3 separate regions of the Mus musculus genome follow, and all the other regions are linked to region 1. Evidence: chromatin contacts called from ENCODE Hi-C or POLR2A ChIA-PET data. All regions are on one chromosome and are shown on one strand. The core of a region is the stretch at or near the end of the contact, and the rest is flanking DNA. Distances in the headings are between cores, read along the strand shown.

What was found. A loop is a pair of places that touch in the nucleus more often than their neighbours do. ChIA-PET counts read pairs that join two places held with the same protein, here RNA polymerase II (POLR2A).
Region 2: a loop to region 1 is called in a map of gastrocnemius, with 2.0 times the contacts of the local background. The contact joins the promoter of 1700010G06Rik here to the enhancer-like site in region 1. A Hi-C loop is called at or near these places in 6 of 37 maps with a recorded cell type or tissue (adrenal gland, gastrocnemius, heart and 1 more). POLR2A ChIA-PET finds 5 or more read pairs at or near these places in 1 of 5 experiments (embryonic stem cell).
Region 3: a loop to region 1 is called in a map of left cerebral cortex, with 2.8 times the contacts of the local background. The contact joins two enhancer-like sites. A Hi-C loop is called at or near these places in 3 of 37 maps with a recorded cell type or tissue (gastrocnemius and left cerebral cortex). POLR2A ChIA-PET finds 5 or more read pairs at or near these places in 2 of 5 experiments (Patski and embryonic stem cell).

What each region holds. Positions count from the first base shown.
Region 1 is chr15:64,265,984-64,268,780 of GRCm38, forward strand. All of the region lies in intron 3 of Asap1 (ArfGAP with SH3 domain, ankyrin repeat and PH domain1), which reads right to left. Among named protein-coding and RNA genes, the nearest start is that of 1700010G06Rik, 47 kb to the right of the region's middle. Within about 2 kb of position 1,393, at least 2 of the 3 ENCODE cell types and tissues checked have a DNase peak (open chromatin) inside an H3K27ac peak, as active enhancers do; they include gastrocnemius and left cerebral cortex, where a contact is called at or near this core.
Region 2 is chr15:64,312,648-64,315,444 of GRCm38, forward strand. It overlaps 1700010G06Rik (a long non-coding RNA gene), which reads left to right and starts at 1,471. Exons shown (of 2, transcript XR_003951590.1): 1 at 1,471-1,886; 2 at 2,311-2,797. All of the region lies in intron 2 of Asap1 (ArfGAP with SH3 domain, ankyrin repeat and PH domain1), which reads right to left.
Region 3 is chr15:64,233,169-64,235,965 of GRCm38, forward strand. All of the region lies in intron 3 of Asap1 (ArfGAP with SH3 domain, ankyrin repeat and PH domain1), which reads right to left. Among named protein-coding and RNA genes, the nearest start is that of 1700010G06Rik, 80 kb to the right of the region's middle. RefSeq lists an enhancer at 346-2,495. Within about 2 kb of position 1,368, at least 2 of the 3 ENCODE cell types and tissues checked have a DNase peak (open chromatin) inside an H3K27ac peak, as active enhancers do; they include left cerebral cortex, where a contact is called at or near this core.

The DNA.
Region 1 (2,797 bases), core at 143-2,642:
TCCAGATGCTACGGTGATCTCAACTTGCAGGTTAGGAAAACAAGGTGAAGGGAAACTAAATCCTGGTGATACATTTATGTGGCAACATGGGCATCTGAATCTCAATCTGTCTGTGCCTGAAGCAGATGCCCAGCTACACTGGAGACAAGGCCTAGCCCTGACATCCTTCAGTAGTTCAGCTTTTCAGTCAGATCCCAGGATTCTGGACATGGGTTTGTCTCTGTTACTCAACTAGAGAGACTAGGGAAGGAGCAGCCCAGGAGAACATCAAATGTTAGGTGTCCCGTACATTTGATCCAATTACAGCAGTGTCCCAGTCACGAAGGTCAGCCAGAGAGCAAGCACATGCCTGCTTAGAAAGAACACATCCTGGGCAGGCATGGACACTGTGTTTTGAATCTTCTCCTTTAGAGTTTCTTTTCTGGGTTTTCAAAGCAGGGTTTTATGTGGATCCCTAATTATCCTGTAACTCTCTCTGTAGACCAGTCTGGCCTGGAACTGTAGATCCTGCCTCTGCCTCCTCAAGTGCTGGGGATTAAAGTTCTGCCAGCATGCCTGGCCTCCCTTAAGAGTCTAATAGGTTTTCATGCAAGAACCAGGAATGCGTCTTCATTAACCAAATTCTCTTGGAGATGTAGTACATTTTGGGAAAGGAGGCAAGTGGTCTGAAGGACCAAGTGACTAAAATCCATAGCAACCCAGTGACCAAAACTAAGTATGTTCTGATGAGATACTGCTCTCACACATATCCATTGTTTTCACCGAAACAAAGTGACCTTATATGGAAATGTTTTAAAGGACCACTTCCTTCTCTATCTTTGTTGCCCTTTAAGAGATCATATGTAAATTTAGTTCTCCTTCCCCATCTCCTGCATTAAAAAGGAAACTGCTATTTCAATTTGCAATAATGGGTCAGAGAAACTAACAGTTTTAAAGGAACACTTCATGCAAAATTTCTATAGTTATCTGCAGCCATAGCCTGGCCTTGTGGTAGTCTGGAACTCCAGTTAAATGTCAAAGCAAGCAGCTACAACAGGGACACTGACACTTCTTTTGGAAGCAGAACAATTGTACTCAACGTCCTAACAGGACATCAAGAGGTTTCAGCTAAAGAAAAATTTACCTTCAATGCCAAAAGCTAACAACCCAGAATAATCAACACCTAAGCAGTTTTACCTTAAACAGTGTCTACGTTCTGCATGAACTAAAACGCCCATGACTTTCCACCATGAGCTGCTCAAACTATTTTAGCAGTATGCAGAGGAAGACAACGAATTCTCCCTCCCCCTCCAAAGAGACATCCTGTCTGTAAACAGATGCAACCTCCCCAGCCATGACATCCCCTCGCTCCTCTCTCTCCCCTTCGATGGCCCTAGAGAGTACTGGCATAAACAGTTTTACAATCTGTCCTTAGATTGGCAGACGGCCCACTAATCAGTGCTTGGCGCTAATCAGTGCCTCAGGAAGTCAAGTTTAAAATAAAAGTACTCCATGAAAATGATCATTATCAATGGAAGAAAAGAATGAGTCACCCTCAATTTGGTCGGGAAAGGTCATTTTTTTCTGAAAGGCCGTTTGCAAAGCTCTCCCCTGGGTTACAAAAGTAAGCGTACTTCTCCACTTAGCCTCATGCATTCATTCTTCGAGACCTTTCACACTGTGACATCCTTGACCATTCCTCAGTCTTCAGACCACTTTTTATGAGGTACTCAACACACTGAAAGGGGGTGGGGTGGATCATTTGTTCAGCACCAGTTGCACTGTCACAATGGGGCTGAGCCTCTTTATAGCCGTTTACTTAATTCTCACACAACACACGGTCGATCATGCTCATCTTATAGATAAAGGAGAATGGAGGCATGTGGAAAGAACACGTGAACCAGACCAGTGCTAAGCTCTGACGCTCTTCACGCAATGGGGGAGTGGTCCCAGCAATGGTCCCATACTAACAGAGCTACGGATAACAGCCACACTAAGGACAGATCTCAGGCTAGTCGAGCACCCGAGCAGCTTTCTGGTTTACTGCAGCTCTTTCACATGCCTCCAGTGCTTTATTTCCTCCTTTAGGAGGGATAGAACCATTTTCTTCTGCATAATTTACACACACATTCTCACAAACTTGCCTAGGATGGCCTTGAACACACTCTGTTGCCCACATAGGACATGATGTTTGTGATTCCTCTGCTGTGGCCTCCTTGATAGATGAGATTACAGTCCTGTGTCACTGGGACTGCTTAACAGTTTCTTCTTAGTGGGAAGAGATGCTTCCTGCTAACCATCTTTCCCTTCTAAGGTCCAGGACACCAATACTTTAATGACTTTTCCATCTAACTGGCAACTGTTCCTGCCCAGCATCGCTCTTGGAAAGTCTGGGATCTGTACCAGTGACATTCAATCTTGACTTGATTCTTCCTTAGTGGAGTGGTACGAAGCTTATCTCTTCTCTACTCCATTCTGTAGAGTTCCTACCCTGAAATCCAGTCTCCTTTTCTCCTTGACAAATGGAACTCTGTTTCTACCAGGACATTTGCCACTGGACACAGAAACATATTTCCTAGCCTTTCCTGCATCTAGATGGATCAGTCAGTTCTAGCATTAAGTGACTCTGCTAAGATGGGCCAATTTTGCTTTTCCTATCTTTCTTTCTTTCCTTCCTTCCTTCCCTCCCTCCCTCTCCTCCTCCTCTTCCTCCTCCTCCTCCTTCTTCCTTTCTCTCTCTCTCTCTCTCTCTCTCTCTCTCTCTCTCTCTCTCTCTTTTGAGACAAGTTCTTACACTGTAATTCAGGCTGGCCTTGAA
Region 2 (2,797 bases), core at 221-2,720, 47 kb after region 1:
TCAAACTGCAAGCGGCGCGCGCAGGCGGCCGGGGACGCGCCTCCCCGAGCGCACGCAAGGGGCGGCGGGGCGGGGCGGGGCGGGGCGCGACGGGGAGGGGCGGGGCTGGGCGGAACGGACCGCTCCGGTGGCGCTGACAAGCGGCGAGGCTCGACCGACTGGGGCGCTCGCTCCCGCGGAGCGGCGGGCGGCGCGCCCGCGCCAGTCACGGGGACAAACACGGAAGTGCTCTGCGCACGCGCCCCGCACGCCCCGCCCGCCCCTCTCTCTCCACTTACCCCCCCCCCCCGCCGCCCGGCCCTCGCGCGGCCCCCACCTCGCAGCCGCCGGCGCTGGTGCTCGTGCCCGTGGGGCTCCGGAACCGCGCCCCACGCACACACACACACACCCGGCCGCCCCCGGAGCGGTTACTTCAGCGAGCTGGTTACGCGAGCGTTTTTGCAAGAGAGGGACCAAAAAAAAAAAAAAAAAAAAAGTTGTTCGTGTTCTTTTTTAGTCCCGAGTGGGTGCAGGAAGCGAGGCCCGGAAAGCCGTCTCCCTTCTGCGCGGACCGAGGGATGGGGGCGCAGCCCTGCTGCCCTCTGAACGCCAATGCTGTGCCTTGTGCAGAGACAGGAAGGGTTGTTTTAAAATACTTTCATCTGTCCAGATGTATTTGGTTTTTTTTTTTTCTTCCCCTACCCCAGAGGACCGCCGAGCATCCGGAGATGCAAAAAGTATTTCTCAGGTGCAAATGCTCTTCACTGCTAAGCAGGAACTGACTTTCTTCTGAGAAAAGTACCAATTCAGCCCCAGCAAGATGTCTACTGTTGTTAGTCCAACATACCCATCTAATTTCTCACCACCGACTGGAAGATTTTGAGAATGGTATCAACAAAACCCACCTAGTCCTTGGGATTGGCCTCCAGGAGCCCTTGAAAGCGTATGACTGGCCTCCATTAAAGCCTGCTTTGGAAGGCAAGCCCTGTGGCCCACTCAGACCTGCCTGCATACCGTCCGATATAGCTAGCTAGAGGTTGTGTTCGCTGGCCTTTCTGGCCGCGTGTGGGTCGTGTGGCTCAGGGACCCACGGAGAGGGCTTGTCTTGAGTGAGGACCGGCAGGGAGGGAGGAGAAGACTGCATGTCAAGAGGAAAAGGTTCGCCTCACAAGCTGACAAATTCTGAGATGAGTGATGTCGGCAAGGGCCACATTCCTGCTGTCTTGGAATTTGCTTTGCAGCAGAGGACCAGACAAATAGGCAATACAGAGGAGGAGTAGGAGAAAATGACAGAGCCATACATAAACCATGGTCAGAGAAGGCTCAGTCAAAGTGTGCAGAATAGAATGGATACACCACTCGATACCCTGTTGGCTGGGAATCTTGGACCCCTAACTGCCTCCCATGAAAGTAGAAGACAGGGACCCTCATGGAGGAGGCTGAGTTCATGGATGAGGACTTGCTCTCTGCATAGGAAAAAATGGGTTAAAATGTGTGCTGTTTCTCTTCCTGGCTTGACCGAATTGGGTGTGCACTGTGCCTCCACTGCGGTTCCTACCAGTGCTCTCCAAGGCAGGGAAGTGTCTCCGCCTACTACAGGAAGAACTTGCTAAGGGAATGAGCATAAAGAAACACATCCCTGGCAAACTGACCTTTTAAAAAAAACTAGTGAATAAAGAGGTTAAACATAAACAAGAGTACTTTCTCTCCTCAGTACTTTAAAAGTTTGGTTTGGGAGACATGGAGGGTTTAGCTCTCAGGGAGAAAATAAGGCAGGAGGAGACTGGCAGCTGACCACCCCACAAGGGCAGGCTCACTGGTTGCCAGGGCTGCAAGATGTAGCATTTGGAGAATGAACATTCCAGAAGAGAATCCTAGCTCATTTCTCACAGCATCTGGAAAATTCTGTAAGTTGGAACAAATATGACCCTCACTAGCTTGGCCTAATTAAGCTCCCTGCGCCTCAGAAATCCCATGCTCCCCTATAAAGTACTGAGAGCAAATCAGCGAGAAAAATCAGTGAGCACTGGGGCTTCCCTCTGAAAGGATTTGTCTTCCTCAGGGCTGTGAGCCAGTCTGGTCCCACCCCCCACACCCCAGTTGTCATCTAGTACCTGCCCTGTCTACTGAGCTGGCAGCACTCCTCTGTGTGTGTGACATAAACAGTAAAAATGAACTGTTGTTCAGAGCCTAGACTTAGCTAATAAGTGTGTCTGTTCCCAGAGACCCTGAATTCCACAGCTTTCTCTCCTAATTCAGATACCTTGGGTTTGGGTGGCATGAGTTTATCAAATAAGAGGGTAAGGCGTGTCAAAAATGACCACCACACAGAGCCCTCCCAGCTCCAGCCGGTTTGCTCCCACACCTGGCTCTGCAGATGAACGAGTCAAGATTATTCCAAGCTCAGCAGTGGTAAACAGCCAGGGATTTCTTTCTGAATTCACCGGAGAGCCCAAACTGCCGCCACCAATTGCTGTTTCAGTTTCCTCCGAAGATTATGTTATGTATCTGCCCCTCCCCTGCCTCCTCCAGCCAAGAGGGGACTATATGAACAATGAGATATTGTGCTCTGGTAAGCATATACCTCCTTAGACTGGTCTGCAATTAGAATTTCAAAGCTTCGCACCTCAACCCACCATCTCTGGGGTTCATGGACCATAATCCTCTTTAAATTTGAAACCATGCCCTGGTGCAAAACCATCTGCACCTCCCTTTTTCTCAAATACCCCGAACGCCATTCCTGGATATCTAAAAGCAAATAGAGTCTGGCGTGGGCAAAGCTGAAAGGCTGGGTTTCTTTACAGGGAACTACCCAGAA
Region 3 (2,797 bases), core at 118-2,617, 33 kb before region 1:
TGTGAAGTTTAGAAAGCAAGCTTATAGACAACTTGAATTTATTTTATTACTGTGACAAAAGCTAGAATTTTTTGCATTAAATGACCTCTCTAAAATTATATTGCTAATAATTGTTAAAAATCAAAACTTCCATTGTTTTCTGGCACAGCCAATTATGCACTACAATAAGTGAGCTCCCTAGGATACGTGATGTCTTTGCCACTGAAAGACAGCCTGAACAAGAGAGGCTGGCGTGCAAGTCCTGCATGGGTTCATCCTCATGTCACTCTGAGAAAGCACCCTGGTCATTAGCTGAGAATATCTAGGGGGGCACCTAACCCACATTCTGACCAAGCAGATGTGTGACAAAGAGTGACAGGCCCAACCCAAATGAAAGAAAATGAAGCACATTAGCCACTTGACTGTGTGAGCCCAAACTTTCAGAAACACAATACAGTCTTCCTCAATGCTCTGCGGCAGCACAAGTGACCCTAAACTGAGATGAAACTGAGTCCACAGAAGCCAAGCAACAGGATTGGAAATAAAGGGACCACAGTACACCATTGGGCCCGAGGGTCTCCACAGACACCGGGGGCCCAGCTGCCCCAAAGAAGGAACAGAGGATCCTGCCTGTGGTGAGACCCCACCTGGAAGAAACAAGTTCCCTCAGTTTCTCAACCATGTTGTTCTCTAGGTGAAGCCTACTTGGCTAACAGTTAAGTACTGGCTCTGTAGCTAAACCCTTCCCATGAGAAGCACTCTTTTCAAACACAGACACTGGACCTTACAAAGACCTCCCAGCTGACAATGTCCGAATTGATTTTGCCGCACACTCTGGCTGAGGACAGCAGGCCATGGTAACCAGGGGAAGAATGAAGACAGAGAAGCTGCAACAGGGTCAGGAGAAAGATCCAAACTGTGTCTGTCTCATCTCATCTAGCAACTTGCCTAACAAGGTGGATCCAGTCACAGCCAGTTTGTAATGCTTACAGTGTCTACAAACAAGAGCATAAAACCATCCACCATCATTAGCCACCCAACTCACTTGATATGCAGAACTATTTAAGACAATAAAAAAAGAGAAAACTGATGAAGTTGAGGTCAAAGAATCAGAAAACTTAGTACAAAAACAAATCCAAAACAGTAATTCTATTTCTACCACATGTAAAAATGTCTAGGTGAGTTATCTTTAAAATTGGAAGCAAAAGCAGGGAAAATAAAAATCAAAAGATGTGATGTTAAGTGTTCTTGTGACAAAAAAAAAATATCCAAAATTAGCGTCACAGACCTCAGAATCTGGCATGGCACCCAAGAGGCTGGTGAGTGGGAAAGAGAGGAACTACAGGATACAGAAATAGCTTTCAAGTGCCTTAGGAGACACCACAGACAGGCAGCCGAGAGCTCAAGTTCGCAAACGATTTGCGAGAGCTCACAGGAGTTTCCACATTTGTCCTCAGATTACATAAATGCTCTGCAGCTTCTGCTGTCACATGAGCAAGGGCAGTGTGTGTGGGCCCGCCACACTGACCCCAGTAGTGTTCAGAAACAGAGGAGGAGTGCTGGGCCCCAGGAGCCTCACCTGAAAGGCAGGAGGAACCCAAAGCAGACTAGTGCTCTGTGAGGGAGAGAATTCCCTTGCCTCTGAGAGCACTAAGAGCCTAAGACTATAGGCATAGAAAAGTCAGCCATGGAAAATAGCACCAACAGCTCCTCACACTCAGCTCACACTCAGGGTTGCTTAGTGCTACATGACATTAAGTAGACGGCATGAAGGAAACAACGTAAAACTTACCCATACACTCTCCTCATTAGAGTTTCAAAAAGACACTTGAGACTGGTCTACAGGAGCCATCCCCGAAAGCATAAAAGACCCCGAATCACATCCTATATCCTACATATCTTTACTAGAGGGACAGTTAGAATTCACCACTCCTAGCCTCAAGGGAGAAAAAGAAACTAAAAGGAAACCGTAACCCTATTTAACCAACCACCCAACCACCCTGTGGTTGTTGACATCAACAATGTCAGACTGAAAACAAAGAAATAAACTAGAGACCTACTGGCTTCTGTTCCATTAGACACACATGAAGGCAACAGTCACCACGGAGGAAACAGTCCGCTCTGAGGACATATCCACACAAGCCAGCATTTCTTCTTGTTCCTTCTCCTACTTAACACCGGGCTTGTAGGTAGGGTACACATGGTAAGTGAGGTTACTGACAGAGGACACAGAGGTCTGTGTATTTCTTATAGTATCTGATCTTCTCCAAACGTAAGCACACAGGCCTGGAAAAGAGGAGAGGCAACTACTCTGGGCCACTAACCATTCTGTGGCAACTCCGTCAACCCCATCTTGTTTTATTTTTACTATTTTCTTTAAATCTTCTATGCATATCCTCCCAACTAAGAGGGCACTGCATATGCTCTCAAAGTTCTTCCCCATTCATTTGTCTGTTTAAAACATTCCTTAGTTATAAACGATGCAAGATTTTTCAAACCCATTTCTCACACAGGGTGGCTGAACTAAAGGGGTTAGTGAAAGTCAAGACAACTAACAAAGAATGAACAAATCTGATATCTTTCAGCCCATCAGCCTCTCAGGAAAGGGCAAAACCTCCAAATGCCAAGCAGTTGATTCACAGTGAAACCGAGGGGAAACCTGAGAGAAGTACAGAAATCCCACACCTTCCTCTCCACAGCTTGGCCGTATCGATACAGACCAGAAGCAAATGGTAGAATTGACTCTCTTTCTCACTGCACATATACCCAGGATGAGAGGGTTAAAGACCATGGTTCTGACACAAACTGCTTGTCTACA